Linked DNA regions of Homo sapiens: region 1 is linked to region 2. A link is a contact called in ENCODE Hi-C data. All regions are on one chromosome and are shown on one strand. The core of a region is the stretch at or near the end of the contact, and the rest is flanking DNA. Distances in the headings are between cores, read along the strand shown.

Region 1 (7,268 bases), core at 301-2,800, 900 kb before region 2:
TTGTTATTCGCAGGAGGTCCTGGAAGGAATCCCCTACAGATAAGGAGGGATGATTGTACATATGATGGAATATTAGTCTTCAAAAGAAAATTTTCACATATGCCACAACATGGATGAACACTAAGACATTATCTAAGGATTTTAAATGAGTAGGGATAAAGATCATAATACTTTAAATGCCCCACTGAAAAACAAATGTCACAGTTCACACCTCATCCACTACATGCCTTCGTAATACTGCTTCTACCTAAAATTCTCTTCTGAGCTCATGGGTGCCTGGAGAAAACCTACCTGCTTTTCTTTTCTTTTTTAAAAATTGTGGTGAAATACATATAAAATTTACCATCTTAACCATTTTTAAGTGCACACCTTAATGGCATTAGGTACTGTCACACTGTTGTGCAACCATTGCTACCATCCATCCATAGAACTTTTTTCATCTTGCAAAACTGAGACTTTCTGTCCCTATGAATTTCACTACGCTAGGAGGCACCTCATATAAGTGGATCATACAATATTTGTCTTTTCCGTTTAAAATCCTGATGCAAAACTCTGGCTTTATCAGATTCTGAAAAGCCTAGATCTTTCTTTGCCATGTTATAGGGGCAGGAAATAGCATTCATTTAATAGATACTTGAACTCCTACTATGTTTCAGACAGCAATGACTCTGTCCTCCTAGATGTCAGAACAGTGGTGAAGACTGACATCCAGGCCCAAGGTCATAAAGTTATGTAGCGTCAGTTTTGAAAAGTGTAGTGAAGGAAAAGTGCTTGGGCAAGGGACCTGGTTCTAACAAGGGAGGCTACCCTACTTGCAGAGGCTGTGAGAAAAGGCTTCCCCAAGGAAAAGGCATTTAACACCTGACTGATGCGTAGGAGTGACTCAGAAAAGAAGTCAGAGACCTAAGCCAGCCAGTAAGACAAAGGGGGACGGTAGAGACAGGTTAGATTGGACATTTTATTGCAGCAGATAACACGTTTTCCAACCCCCAAAAATGTCCAATTTAGACTCCCATACGCAGGAATCAGAGGCTATGAACCAAAGCCGGAGATTTGGTAATAGGCTTCTTCTGTGTTTTCTGGACTTTTTATCTTATTGGAAATTATCTTCTTAAATTCTTACATTCGAAACCCACAAGGTAAAAAGAATATCCTTCCCTCTTTCTAACATGGGGGCCAAAGTTTCTCTCCGAGGTCACAGCTGGTGGAAGGGAAGGCTACTTTTGGAAAGATGGAACCTGGCTTGCCACCTTGTCCTTCCGCCATCCCTATTACTCTCCCTCAATCTCCGGATGACTTTTCTACTTATGATCTTGGAGTATGAGCAAGTCACGCGTCCGTCACTACTTGATGGGATCTTAAAGGCATCAGAAAGGAGAAGCGCCGCCACCACCATCACCTGTTAGTTCAGGATGCAGGTGTGAGGCAGCCTGGGGGCGCGGGCGGCCGGAAGGGGCACAGGAACTGCAGCCCCCACGCACCTGGAGACTCATCCGCGGCATCCGCGTACCCACAGCCCACGACCTCCCGCTCACCCTTCTCCTTGGTCACGATGGAGATGAGCGGCACCCGCGGGCGGTCGCTGAAGACCTCGGCCTGCTGCACCAGCGCCTCGCGCACGCTGTGGAAGTCGCTGAGGACCACCACCAGGTAGTGGCCGATAAAGAAGCTGAAGATGCTGCCGTACACGCGGGCTAGGTGAGCCAGGAGCACCTGCGGGCCTATGACCGAGGGATCAATCCCTGCGGCCCTGGTCCTGCTGCTCAGCCAGCTCCGCCGCCGGAGGAAGGGAGGCAGCAGCACGTGACCGAAGTTGCCCACCAGAGGCCAGGGCGTGGGCCCGGGCGGGATGCCCCGCGCCCGGCGCCTCCGCAGCCAGCTCCAGCCCAGCAGCGCTACGAGGCCGCATAGCAGCAGCGCGCCCCCGCTGGGGTCCAGCCGCAGCAGCCCCAGAGGCGCACGCAGGAGGCGCGCGGGCCAGGGCGGGTCCTCGGCCGGCGGCTGCGACGGCCCCGGAGACGACATGGTCCGGGCGCCGGCGGCCTCGGGTTCCCCTTGCTGCCTGGAGGAGACGCGCACGCAGCTGCCTGACCCGCGGCGCCAGTGTCCTGCTCTGCTCTGGAAGGTCGGGGGCGGGCAGGGGGTGTAGGAACGCCCCCGGATTGGCTGCGCCGCGCGCATTCTCCCCGCCGCCGCCACTCAGCGACGCCTGGGCGGAACCTGGAGGCGCGCCGGCTGCCTGGCGGAGGGGGTTGGCGGGCTAGCAGGCGGGGGACCTGAAGTTTGCCCCGAAGTCCGGTTACGACCCTTTGCAGGGTCGGGCTTGGCGGTGACTGTCCCTGAAACTGGGATGCTGGCAACACAACCTTGCGCTCTGATTGGCTGTTGGTTTCCCTTGTGTCATTCGTTTGTCATTATCACTCGTTTGTCAGTTGACAAACACAAACGCATGGTTATGAAGTGCATAAACCGTGTTAGGATCTGTACTGAGTGTGGGAAACTGGTGAACAGGCCCGTGAGATGGGTCGGCCTTAGCACCTGTGCCCTGAGCTGGGAGAATGGGGTCAACGCCCTATTCCTGCATGCTTCGGTGTAGTAGTGAAAAGACGGGGTTCCTTATCTAAACTGGGATTCGCAGCACCCTTTCCTCCACGCAGAGACAGCAGGATGCTGGGAAGCCGTGGAATGCAGAATCTGTGGGTGTCGGCTTGGCAGCCAACTCTGCGGAAGGGATGATGGCGGGAGTGGGGGGAGCGAGGGGCGGGCAGCGAGGCACGAGGAGTCACGTTCTGAGAGCTTGCCCTGGGCTAGAAAACTTATGCGGAGAGCGAAAGCTGTGTCCATTCCTGCGTGTGGCCTGGGTGCATTAGAAAATGTACTTAAATCCAGAAATAGCGAAACCAGAATTTGCTTGGTGGATTTAAGTAGCTAGAAATATGAAAAGAAGATAACCGGTTGAGGGAGGGGTGGCAATATTATTATTGGTGTTAGACAACACTTGAAAGGCTGAGGTTGAAATATTAGATATGAATTGTATAATACTTTAAAAACAAAGTATTACTTTATTTTATCTTCTCAGATAATGGCTTTCCTGATAAGGGCTTCCCTTTCAGTCTTGTTTAGGCCAAATCCTGTAGTTTCTGTTCAAGTTGGATTGAGCATAGAATTGTCTGTACTGGGCCATTTTTCTAGCCGTTTCATTTTTCTCCATACATTAAAAGTTTGAACACCACGCTGTACCTATAAAAATGTGATCAAAGAAAGCATAGTGAGTCCTCAAATAAATACATGATCCATTTTATTTTTCTATAAACAAGTGATGCCAGTAGGATATGTTAAATTTCAAGTCCACTCTGTTCTCATATTCTTTTTGACATGCTTTTCATGTTATTTTAAGCTTATGCACCCCAAACAAAAAAAAAAAACCTCCACACCTCTCATCTTCTATAATTAACCACTACTTGTGAGATTACTTTTCTCATTTTTTTTGAATTTTTGAATTAAGAGAAGTTTTTAAAAATTTAAACTACTTGTTTGCAGATACGATCTTCAACATGACATTCTGGATGTCATCTGATTCTAGGGCTTTGCTCTCTGAAACAGTAGCCACTATATACATCATCCCATACAAGCAATTTAAATTCATAAATGATTTTAAAATAGTTGAAGCTGTGACTAATTTAACAACTCCAACAGCCACCCTTTTATATTGTACAGGATGTAACTGCACGTGTAGTGTTTTCCTAAATCTCTCATTTTCACTAGGTTAATAGCTGTGCGGGGCAGATAGGAAATCTGGGCTGAATTCAGCCTCTCCTCACCACTATATGTTGAAGTCCTAACCCCCAGTGCCTCAGAATAAGACTGTATTTGGAGAAAGGGCCTTTAAAGAGGTAATTAAGCTAAAATGGAGTCCTGTGGATGGGCTCTTACCAATATGACTGGTGTCTGAAGAGGAGATAAGGACACAGAGAGGAAAGAGGATGTGAGGACACAGTCAGAAGGCAGCCATCTACAAGTCAGGAGAGAGGTCTCAGAAGAAATCAACCCTGCTGACACCTTGAGTTTTGACTTCTAGTCTCCAGAACGGTGAGGATATAAATATAAATTTCTGTTGTTTAAAACATCCAGTCTGTAGTACTTTGTTATGGCTGCCCTAGCAAACGAATACAGGAAGGGATATTGTTCATAATATTATGGATACACTTTTATTTTATTATTATTATTTTTTGCGATGGAATCTCGCTCTTTCGCCCATGCTGGAATGCAGTGGTGTGATCTCGGCTCACTGCAACCTCCGCCTCCCAGGTTCATGCGATTCTCCTGTCTCAGCCTCCCAGTAGCTGGGATTACAGGCCCGCACCACCACGCCCGGCAAATTTTGTATTTGTAGTAGAGACAGGGTTTCACCCTGTTGGCCAGGCTGGTCTAGGACTTCTGACCTCAGGTAATCTGCCTGCTTCAGTCTCCCAAAGTGCTGGGATTACAGACGAGAGCCACCATGCCCAGCTGGATGCACTATTTTAAACATGAAACCACACAGCTCATTCAGTGCTCCTTAAGGATGAATTTCCCCAAATTACATTCAGGGCGATTTTGCCACATAAAGGAATACTTTCTGCTTCATCTCTCTTATTTTATATAGGTAAAAAAATAATAGCAGAAGCAGTAAAGGAAGAGAATACTAAGAGATCTTTTGGGTGGGCAGAAGTGGTAAGAAAGATAGAGGATTATGGGAAAAAATCATTTTTATTGAGACCCTAAAGATAATTTTAAACCACCCACTTTCCTACCTATATCCTTGTTCGACATGGATTTTGGCCGGAATTGTTGGTCACAGTATATCCAAAATAGCTGAGTACTTATTTTGTTATAAAGAGTGGTATTAAATTACTCTATTTGTAAAACTACAATTGTTCAGTTGGTTTGTAATTCTCTGGGAGGTAAATGCCACCACACACGACACCCATCCAGAATCAATGAGCATGAACAGAGAGAGTGCATGGCTTAAGAAGGGTTTGCAAAATGCTAATGAAAAGAGAAAGTAGAAATGTTATTAGCACTATTTAGTTGCACAACTCCACTGGCCATTTAAAAATTAACACCTTTGTTCCCTTTAAGTTCTTATGATTTGCTTCATATATATTCCGTTGAGTGTCTTCTATATATGTGTTTATGTACTCTCTGAGCCTCCATGTTCCTGAACTGAAATTGGGATGATAAATATACCTATACCAAGCATAGGGATTAAATAAAATAATTAAATAATAATAATTAAATAATAGCACAATGTCTAGCAACTAGTACTCAATACATAAAAGCTGTAATTATAATAGTTATCACTGGGTTCTTGATAATAGTTTAAACTTAATAGGTTGTCACTATTGCTGCCTCTTATTCACACCTTGCAGATTTACCAGCTTTTTCCAATATTAGAATGTGAGACTTGCCAGGATATTGTTTCCTATATTTAGCCTTTATGTCTTGTATAATGAATAAATAAACGTGCCTATCTTCAGTATTACTTCATTCCTCTCCACTTGCATGTATTATGTATGATTTACTTGGAGAAGAGATGACGGGAGAAAGGCCCCTGAAAAAAATCTAAAACAGTGTAAGGCAGAATCTCAAAAGTCACAAAATCCAATTCCGAAAACATCCCTTTATTTGGTCAAGGTGGTGCCAGGATTAGGACACATTTTTTATTTAACACCAAAATGAACACAATCCAGATGTCCTTCAACAAAAGAGGGGGGCAGGGGAAGGGGAAACTATGGTATACTTATTTGATAGCTCACTACACCACAATAAAAATCAATCAGTTATGACACACTCTACAGTGTGGATAAATATCAAAAAACATGCCAAGTGAAAAAGCCAGGCACAAGAATACATACTAAATAGCTGCATTTATATGAAGTCTGGAACAAACAAAGTGAACCTATGGTGATAGACATTAGAACAGGGTGGATTGTTTGGAAAGGGAAATTGAAAATTTTTTCTAGGGTGGTAGAAATGTTCTATATCTTGACTGAAGTGTTGGTTACTTGGATGTATGCACTTGTCAAAACTTAACTGTGCATTTCACTATAGGTAAATTATACCTCAGTAAAACAATTTTTTTAAAAAAGCCAGTATCTTGGCGAAAAAGACATGGTGAAGTAAGAAGACTTAGCAGGTTTAATTTATGAGATGAATCTATTGTGAGGTGGGTACCCACAGGAACAGTTAGTCACTTTAGTTAGCCTGGCCACAATTGTTACTGATTCCTGACATTTTATTTTTGTGTACGCCAAAGCGTTGCTGAATTCTCTGTTCCTTATTTCTTCCTCATTTACTTCCATTTACTATGCAGAAATCATCGTGGAAACCACATGGGGACCTCTGTCCAAATCTAACTGGGTTGGCCAGGCTATGCTGTTAACATTTCTGATTTGTTTTCTTCATCTGGTCAAAAGAGAGAGTTATAACACAAGGACTCTTAGATTCCTCTGGTCTCTAACATTCTTCTTAAGTGGATTCTTAGGACTTTGACTTTGGCCTCTGATTAACAGCATGCTTAGTCAATAAAATCTGAAAGAATAAATTATATTTACATGGCAAAGTGTAAGCCAGTTACTTCAATAAAACTAACACAAGGGGGTTGGGCACGGTGGCCCATGCCTGTAATCCCAGTACTTTGGGAGGCCGAGGCAGGCAGATCACTGGAGGTCAGGAGTTCGAGACCAGCCTGGCAAACATGGTGAAACTCCGTCTCTACTAAAAATACAAAAAAAAAAAAAAAATTAGCTGGGCGTGGTGGCACATGCCTGTAATCCCAGCTTCTTGGGAGGCTGAGGCAGGAGAACCGCTTGAACCCTGGAGGCGAAGGTTTCAGTCAACTGAGATCACACCACTGCATTCCACCCTGGGCAAGAAAGCAAGACTCTGTCTCAAAAAAGAAAAAAAAAAAAAAAAACTAACACAAGATTGTTACCTCCTGGTTTAGGTAACTGTGCTTGGCCCTCTGCCTAATAATGAAGTCTTATTTCTAAACCTCACTGAGAATGAAGTTTTAGAAAGAAAGGACATTGAAAGGTTACTTACTTCTTCTTTTAGGTAAGAACATACTCATTGCAAACCAGATATTTCAAAGCCAATATTTTATTCTGCTTTTTAAAAGAGTAATACAGTTTTCATAGAAAATTTGAAAATGCAGGAAACTATAAAGGAGCCAACTATCACCTTTTTATTCTTACCACTCAGAGGTAATCATTTATAACATTTAT
Region 2 (6,531 bases), core at 1,191-3,690:
AGAAAGAAGGAAGTGACAGAAATAGGCAAAGCATCTTCACATTTTCTCATGGTTCATTTGGGTTTGTTCTTCAACATATGGTCAAAGTCTACACCCTTCCAAGTGAATGTAGAGTGATCTGTTGCCTACATGTTTAGCTTCTATCTTTTCCTTTTGCTCTAAGCTACTTTTCAAAAATATTTAAACCAGTATACTCCTAACTTAAGTTTCTCAATTTCTGTCATGCTTTCTGATTGGCAAATCAGAATGAAGGCAAAAGATATACTCTTCTGTAAAGTCTAAGCTTGGAATCGTTAAGTACTTATTTATAGAGTAACGACCCATTTCCTTGCCTTTTATTAGTGCCTAGAATGCCTCACTTAACTTTATAAACTTACAAATTTATTACTGGGCATATATAGATGTTAAATGTTCTTACTACAATCATGTTATATGTATAAATACATATATATATTATACATGTATATAAAGTCACACACATATAAAATTTATATCTATATAGCATGAGATCTACCTTCTCAATAAGTTTTTAAAAATACAATGCATTATTGTTGGCTATAGGTACAATACCATATGACAAATCTCTAGAGTTTATTCATCTTAGTTAACTGAAACTTTATGATCATTGATATAGTAACTCCCCATTCTCCTCTCCTTCCAATTCCTGGTAACCATCATTCCAACCTTTGATTCTATGCATTTAACTATTTTAGGTACCTCCTATAAGTGGATTTGTCTTTCTGTGATTGGTCGAGTTCACTTAGTATGATGTCCTTCAGGGGTCACCCATATTGTTATTCCTGGCATATTTTTAAAAAGTGGAAAAAAAACCCCACACACTAAAATGTGAAAAATCTCTACCTTAAAGAAAGGAAATTCAAAAGATAAGAACACATGCCAGAGGGTGCATATTTTAATCCCCGTTTCCTTGTGTATTAAAAAAAAAATCTGAAAATGAAGAATTTCAGGGCAGACAGACTCATAGGTCAGGACTGAGAAATTTGCAAAACTGGAGCTGTCTGGGAGAAAATAGCTCTAAATCCACACTTTAGAACTCTGCGTTGTTTTGGGGGAAAATAAGAGTCACCAACGTTCTCACTTAGCGACAAGTTTAATTCGTACTCATGGACATGCGCCAGGATCAGGTGTGAAAGCTGTGAAATCTAGGTCCAAAAATTCTGAAGAGGATGCTGCTTGTATCCTCCCCTGGCGGCTAGCTGCCTTCTAACTTCAAGTTGTGGCTCAATGCTTGGATTTCTCTGCTCCTGGACATTAGTGTCTGCGAAGCAGAAATGCAATAACTTTCGAACAATCCCTTGCTTTGCTTGGAAAGTCTCGCACTTGGCCACCAGACATCACCGAACTCAGCGCTTGTCTCCTGCAGCAATTCCGTGGCTCGCTGAACGGCTGCCACTGGCGCCCCCAAGCGCCAGCGCGTCCCAGTCGTTCCCGGAGCAGCCTTCGACCTTCGGCCGAAGGGAATTGGACCTGGAGAGACCCGGGGGCTGACAGGAATGGCTTCTCTTGTAATTCACTGGGGCTAGAAGGCAGGAAGCCAAGGAAGACAGGATCTCAAAGGCTCCCTGCCCCCGTTCATTCCTATCTGGGATTTCCTATTCGCAAAAAGAGCAGTTGCCTGGCATGGTAAAGATGCTCATTCGAGCTGTGAGGTCCAAACCCTTGGAGCGTACCCAGAGCATCCCCTTCTTCCCAGTCCCTCAGAGACATAGACATATTCTACGAGTGCGGCGGGGCCCGGGGTTCCGAAGGAGGAGACTAAAAAGACCCAAATCGAACAGGCTCATCTTTTCCCCTCTTTGGTCTGCCCCTTTCCTTCCAGACCCTCTATCCGGATCATTGGCCACCCCCTGGCGCACCTATGTGGCTCCAGCTTCACACACTCCCTGGGAGGCACAGTCTAAAACCAAACGTGAGCTCACAAAGAACACAATACTAATGAGCAGATGCGCAGATGCTCACTTCTCTAAAGCTTCCATAGGGCTTTTCCAGCTCTCCTCGCGGAGTCAGGGGCTGAAGATGGGTGGGAAGATCTAAGAAAGGGTGGCAGCGATCAAGTGGTGTCAGCTTGCCCCACTCCGTTTCCACCTTTGGTCTCTGCCAGTTTCCAAAGACCCCTCCAACCGCTGGAGTTGTTGTCAGGAATTAGGAGCCCCTATGTTCCATTCACCTCATGGAAAAGCTAGATCCCCCTTTTCCAGTAGTTGTGGGTGGAGACAGAGCGGGAGGATGAGGAGGAGGAAAAGCTGGAGTGAAAGCCGCAGAAGCAGAAGCAGCACGCAGAGAGGAGGGGGGCGGAAGCGGTGGGGAGTGAGAGAAAAATTTTCACTCTTTGTCACTCTTGAATTGGGGGCGGAGGTAAAAAAAAAAAAAAAGTCCTCACTGTGGGAAGCTATAAAAAGCAAAGAGGACTGGGGAGAGAGCAGAGAGAGAGAAAGCGGGAGCCCGCGGCGAGCGTAGCGCAAGTCCGCTCCCTAGGCATCGCTGCGCTGGCAGCGATTCGCTGTCTCTTGTGAGTCAGGGGACAACGCTTCGGGGCAACTGTGAGTGCGCGTGTGGGGGACCTCGATTCTCTTCAGATCTCGAGGATTCGGTCCGGGGACGTCTCCTGATCCCCTACTAAAGCGCCTGCTAACTTTGAAAAGGAGCACTGTGTCCTGCAAAGTTTGACACATAAAGGATAGGAAAAGAGAGGAGAGAAAAGCAACTGAGTTGAAGGAGAAGGAGCTGATGCGGGCCTCCTGATCAATTAAGAGGAGAGTTAAACCGCCGAGATCCCGGCGGGACCAAGGAGGTGCGGGGCAAGAAGGAACGGAAGCGGTGCGATCCACAGGGCTGGGTTTTCTTGCACCTTGGGTCACGCCTCCTTGGCGAGAAAGCGCCTCGCATTTGATTGCTTCCAGTTATTGCAGAACTTCCTGTCCTGGTGGAGAAGCGGGTCTCGCTTGGGTTCCGCTAATTTCTGTCCTGAGGCGTGAGACTGAGTTCATAGGGTCCTGGGTCCCCGAACCAGGAAGGGTTGAGGGAACACAATCTGCAAGCCCCCGCGACCCAAGTGAGGGGCCCCGTGTTGGGGTCCTCCCTCCCTTTGCATTCCCACCCCTCCGGGCTTTGCGTCTTCCTGGGGACCCCCTCGCCGGGAGATGGCCGCGTTGATGCGGAGCAAGGATTCGTCCTGCTGCCTGCTCCTACTGGCCGCGGTGCTGATGGTGGAGAGCTCACAGATCGGCAGTTCGCGGGCCAAACTCAACTCCATCAAGTCCTCTCTGGGCGGGGAGACGCCTGGTCAGGCCGCCAATCGATCTGCGGGCATGTACCAAGGACTGGCATTCGGCGGCAGTAAGAAGGGCAAAAACCTGGGGCAGGTAGGAAAACCCCCAAACACATTCTTCAGACAGAAGAGGCAGGGGCCAGCTCTCTTGGGCTAGCGGTTTGCCATTGCATCTTGCAACATTCGGAGCGTGGCCCCAGATACAGAGAACAGGCGGCTGGGGAGGGATTCACCGAACAGGGTCTGCGTGGGCGGGGGGTGTCTGGGTGGCTGCTGGTCCTGCACTGCACGGAGTCAAAGGGTTAGGATTCTGTCTCGCCTTTGCTCTGGGGCGTGGGCACATATCAAGATCTAGTGCTTTCCTGTGGAGAAAGTGGTCAGGATGGTCCTTCCATTTAACACTGTGATGCAACTGATGAAGATGTTAATAGCATTTAACCTATAGCACCTAATAACGTGCCAGGCACAGTTCTAAGCGTTTTACATATTCACTCATTTAATCTTCACAACTCTGTGAGCTAGATGCTGTTGCTTTCCCATTCTGCTAATGAAGTAATTGAGGCACGGATTGATTAACGATTTGCCCAAGGCACACAGCTAGTATAAGTGGCAGAGAGGGATTTCAGTCTAGACATTGAGATACTGGGCGTTTAACCATTATATTTTACAATCTGGAGGGGACATTACTCCTTTTCAGGGTCTCCTTCCCTTCCAACCACTTACTCTCTTCAAAGAAGTAAGGTCACAGACAAAACAACTCCAGTAGACGCGCATTTCTCACTCACGCAGAATTGTACATAAATCACCCGGAAGGAAGCAAAATGATGAGATGACAATGACAGCGTCGTAGGCGCCAGCGATACAGCAGGACACTGAAGGCGTTTTTGAGAGAGGGAACTTTCCGCAGGCGCCTCTGTCTCTGTCATACAGACAGATAGATTGAAAGCCACTTGCAAACTGTTATACAAATAGACACGCACAGAGACGAGCGCGCACACTCGGTACCAGTTGTGGCTGGCGCGCTGTGGCCAGGAGAGGGGGCTCTGTGGGCACTGGGAATCATGACAGCTCCCCCTTCCGCTCCTTTTGTGGGAAGCCAAAACTGAGAAAGCCATTTTACCAATGGCACACGCACCTCGCACAACACAAGTGTCAACCCCTGGCAGCGGCCCACGCCCCAGAGATCCGAGTTTCCTTGGAACCGACTGATGCTGCTGTTTTGCGCGCTCTCGGTGTCCTCCGCCGCCCCTGTCCACAGCGCAGCCAGCCGGCTGAAGGTTGGTTGAGAGGGCCGAGCCATTCTGGGATGGACAGAGAGACAAGACCCGGGCTTGGCCCCCTACTGCCCTCTCACGGGGACAATTTTGCAGTTTTGCTAGTTTTGCAGTTCCAGAACTCTTCCCAGAGCTTTGAAGTGTGAACCGTTTCAGCTATCCTTTCAAGGGATTACAAAATCAGCAATCAGATTTTTTTTAAGGTCTCAGGAAAAATAAGAAAGTACATATACGTTCAGGCAAACATAACCGTTGCACATCCTCACACACGTGCACATGCCTACGCGCTTATGTGACCACTTTCCTTCGCTTTTTCTCTCCTGCGAGTCACCCCAGGATTTTCAATAGCAATGGTCCTAACAGTTTCTTAGAAGTCTGTCATGAAATGGAACAGGGATTAGAAAGAATGGGTGCTCTCAATCCAAATCATGACTCCTCTAATGCTACTGACTTCAAATTTCATGTTCCCAGTTGAAGAAAGCTTAATGTGTAGTTCCCCCAAGGACACAGGGAAGGAAACCTCAATAGTCCTGAGGTTCCTTTCCATTCTAATCTATGTATTTTCTGGGAATTTTTGTAAAGCGCTTTTTGTTTCTGTTCCACTATTGGGCCAACATACCTGATGTTCCTCTGTCAGAAAATCAGTTACATGCGTCGTTTCATTAGCCTTAGCGTTACACAGGGGAGACTGAGGGATGCATCCCAGAACCTAGCTTCTTCTTTATGTTTTAATACTGTATCTGTATATAAATCGGTATAAAATATGTTTTTGTGGTGCTACCTCTCCAAATAGCTACTTAATTATGCTTCTTAAAGAGTTTGGAAGTCTACTTACATCGCCTTAAATTGAGAATTTATTTATTTATTTCACAAATGAGTTGAATTTCTTATATGCCTTTCATAACATAGCAGTTCTATGGAATATATTTTATTATATTTACTTAACTGGAATCCTAGATTGTTAAAATTTGACATTAGGCTTGTGAAAAAAATTGTTAACATATTCAAGATGAAGGTAAAACAAAATAAAATACTGGGTTGAATAGCAGGAGGCTAGCTGGCAAATGTGAAAATTTTATTTTGTGTATTCTTCTTTAACGAATGATCTAAAGTATGTACTGTTATGAAGAAACAAATAGTAAAATATTTTCTCTTTGAAGTGAAAAGAATAATTCTTTGGATACTTATGAGTCTCTTTATCTTTTTTATTCTATAGTTATGTGGTCACCAACATTCTTAGTATTATTATTTTCAGAAATGAAATGGAAATTAGAAAGGCTATTACAGGGAAGATGTTATTTCCTTTTGTAGAGAAAAACTCTAGAATAGAAAGGTAGCTGAGCTGAATTTTTATGCATCACAATAGTAAATATGATTGAAAATATTGGAATTAATGTGTCAACTAATCAAATTAGCTAATCATGTAGTATCATCCTAAGACCTAATAAGTTTTATTTCCCCCAATTCCCTTTATACTTGACAGATGATGTTGAAATATATTCCTTTCAGGGATACAGGAGGAAGAAGCTCTAGGATGCAGCTTCAAGTAGGCAGATTGGAAACTCAGTCCTTGGTGTTCTTTCTCTTAAATGGATGTTGAAAATAGCCTATTTTAATTTTTCAGGATAGAGAATTAAATATTGCCACTGCAGAAGAAATTCTTGAATAAATTTAGTAATTCGTTAATCTACAAAAGTGAAAATGAGACTATATGAGCTCTATAGTTTTATTGAAAGTTGCCTGATTTCATATAAAGATAAACATTCTTATTTACAGGAATTCTACTTGTTCCATAGGCAAGGTGGATTATTTGTAATATCACTTCTAGAAAATGTGGCTTTGAATTTTAGAAAAAATTTAGAGAGAGAAAATCCACTGTTCTCCAGAGGTGTTACATTTCTCAATTTAAGGTTGGCTTTCAAAAACACAGTATGAGTTATAATGGAAACTGACATAGGAAATTGAGAG

The links. A loop is a pair of places that touch in the nucleus more often than their neighbours do.
Region 1: a map of chondrocyte shows a loop between it and region 2 (2.2-fold over the local background). The contact joins the promoter of CYP2U1-AS1 here to the promoter of DKK2 in region 2. A Hi-C loop is called at or near these places in 1 of 168 maps with a recorded cell type or tissue (chondrocyte).

What each region holds. Positions count from the first base shown.
Region 1 is chr4:107,926,401-107,933,668 of GRCh38, reverse strand. CYP2U1-AS1 (CYP2U1 and SGMS2 antisense RNA 1) reads left to right here and starts at 1,550. Exons shown (of 7, transcript NR_125929.1): 1 at 1,550-1,698. It overlaps CYP2U1 (cytochrome P450 family 2 subfamily U member 1), which reads right to left and starts at 2,120. Exons shown (of 5, transcript NM_183075.3): 1 at 1,536-2,120. The coding sequence starts at 2,025. The region is part of intron 1 of LOC107986298 (a long non-coding RNA gene); the gene reads left to right. It overlaps LOC124900751 (a long non-coding RNA gene), which reads left to right and starts at 2,084. Exons shown (of 2, transcript XR_007058221.1): 1 at 2,084-2,696; 2 at 3,766-5,524. RefSeq lists enhancers at 1,383-1,452, 1,513-1,582, 2,243-2,750 and a silencer at 1,793-2,382.
Region 2 is chr4:107,032,222-107,038,752 of GRCh38, reverse strand. DKK2 (dickkopf Wnt signaling pathway inhibitor 2) reads left to right here and starts at 2,440. Exons shown (of 4, transcript NM_014421.3): 1 at 2,440-3,383. The coding sequence starts at 3,162.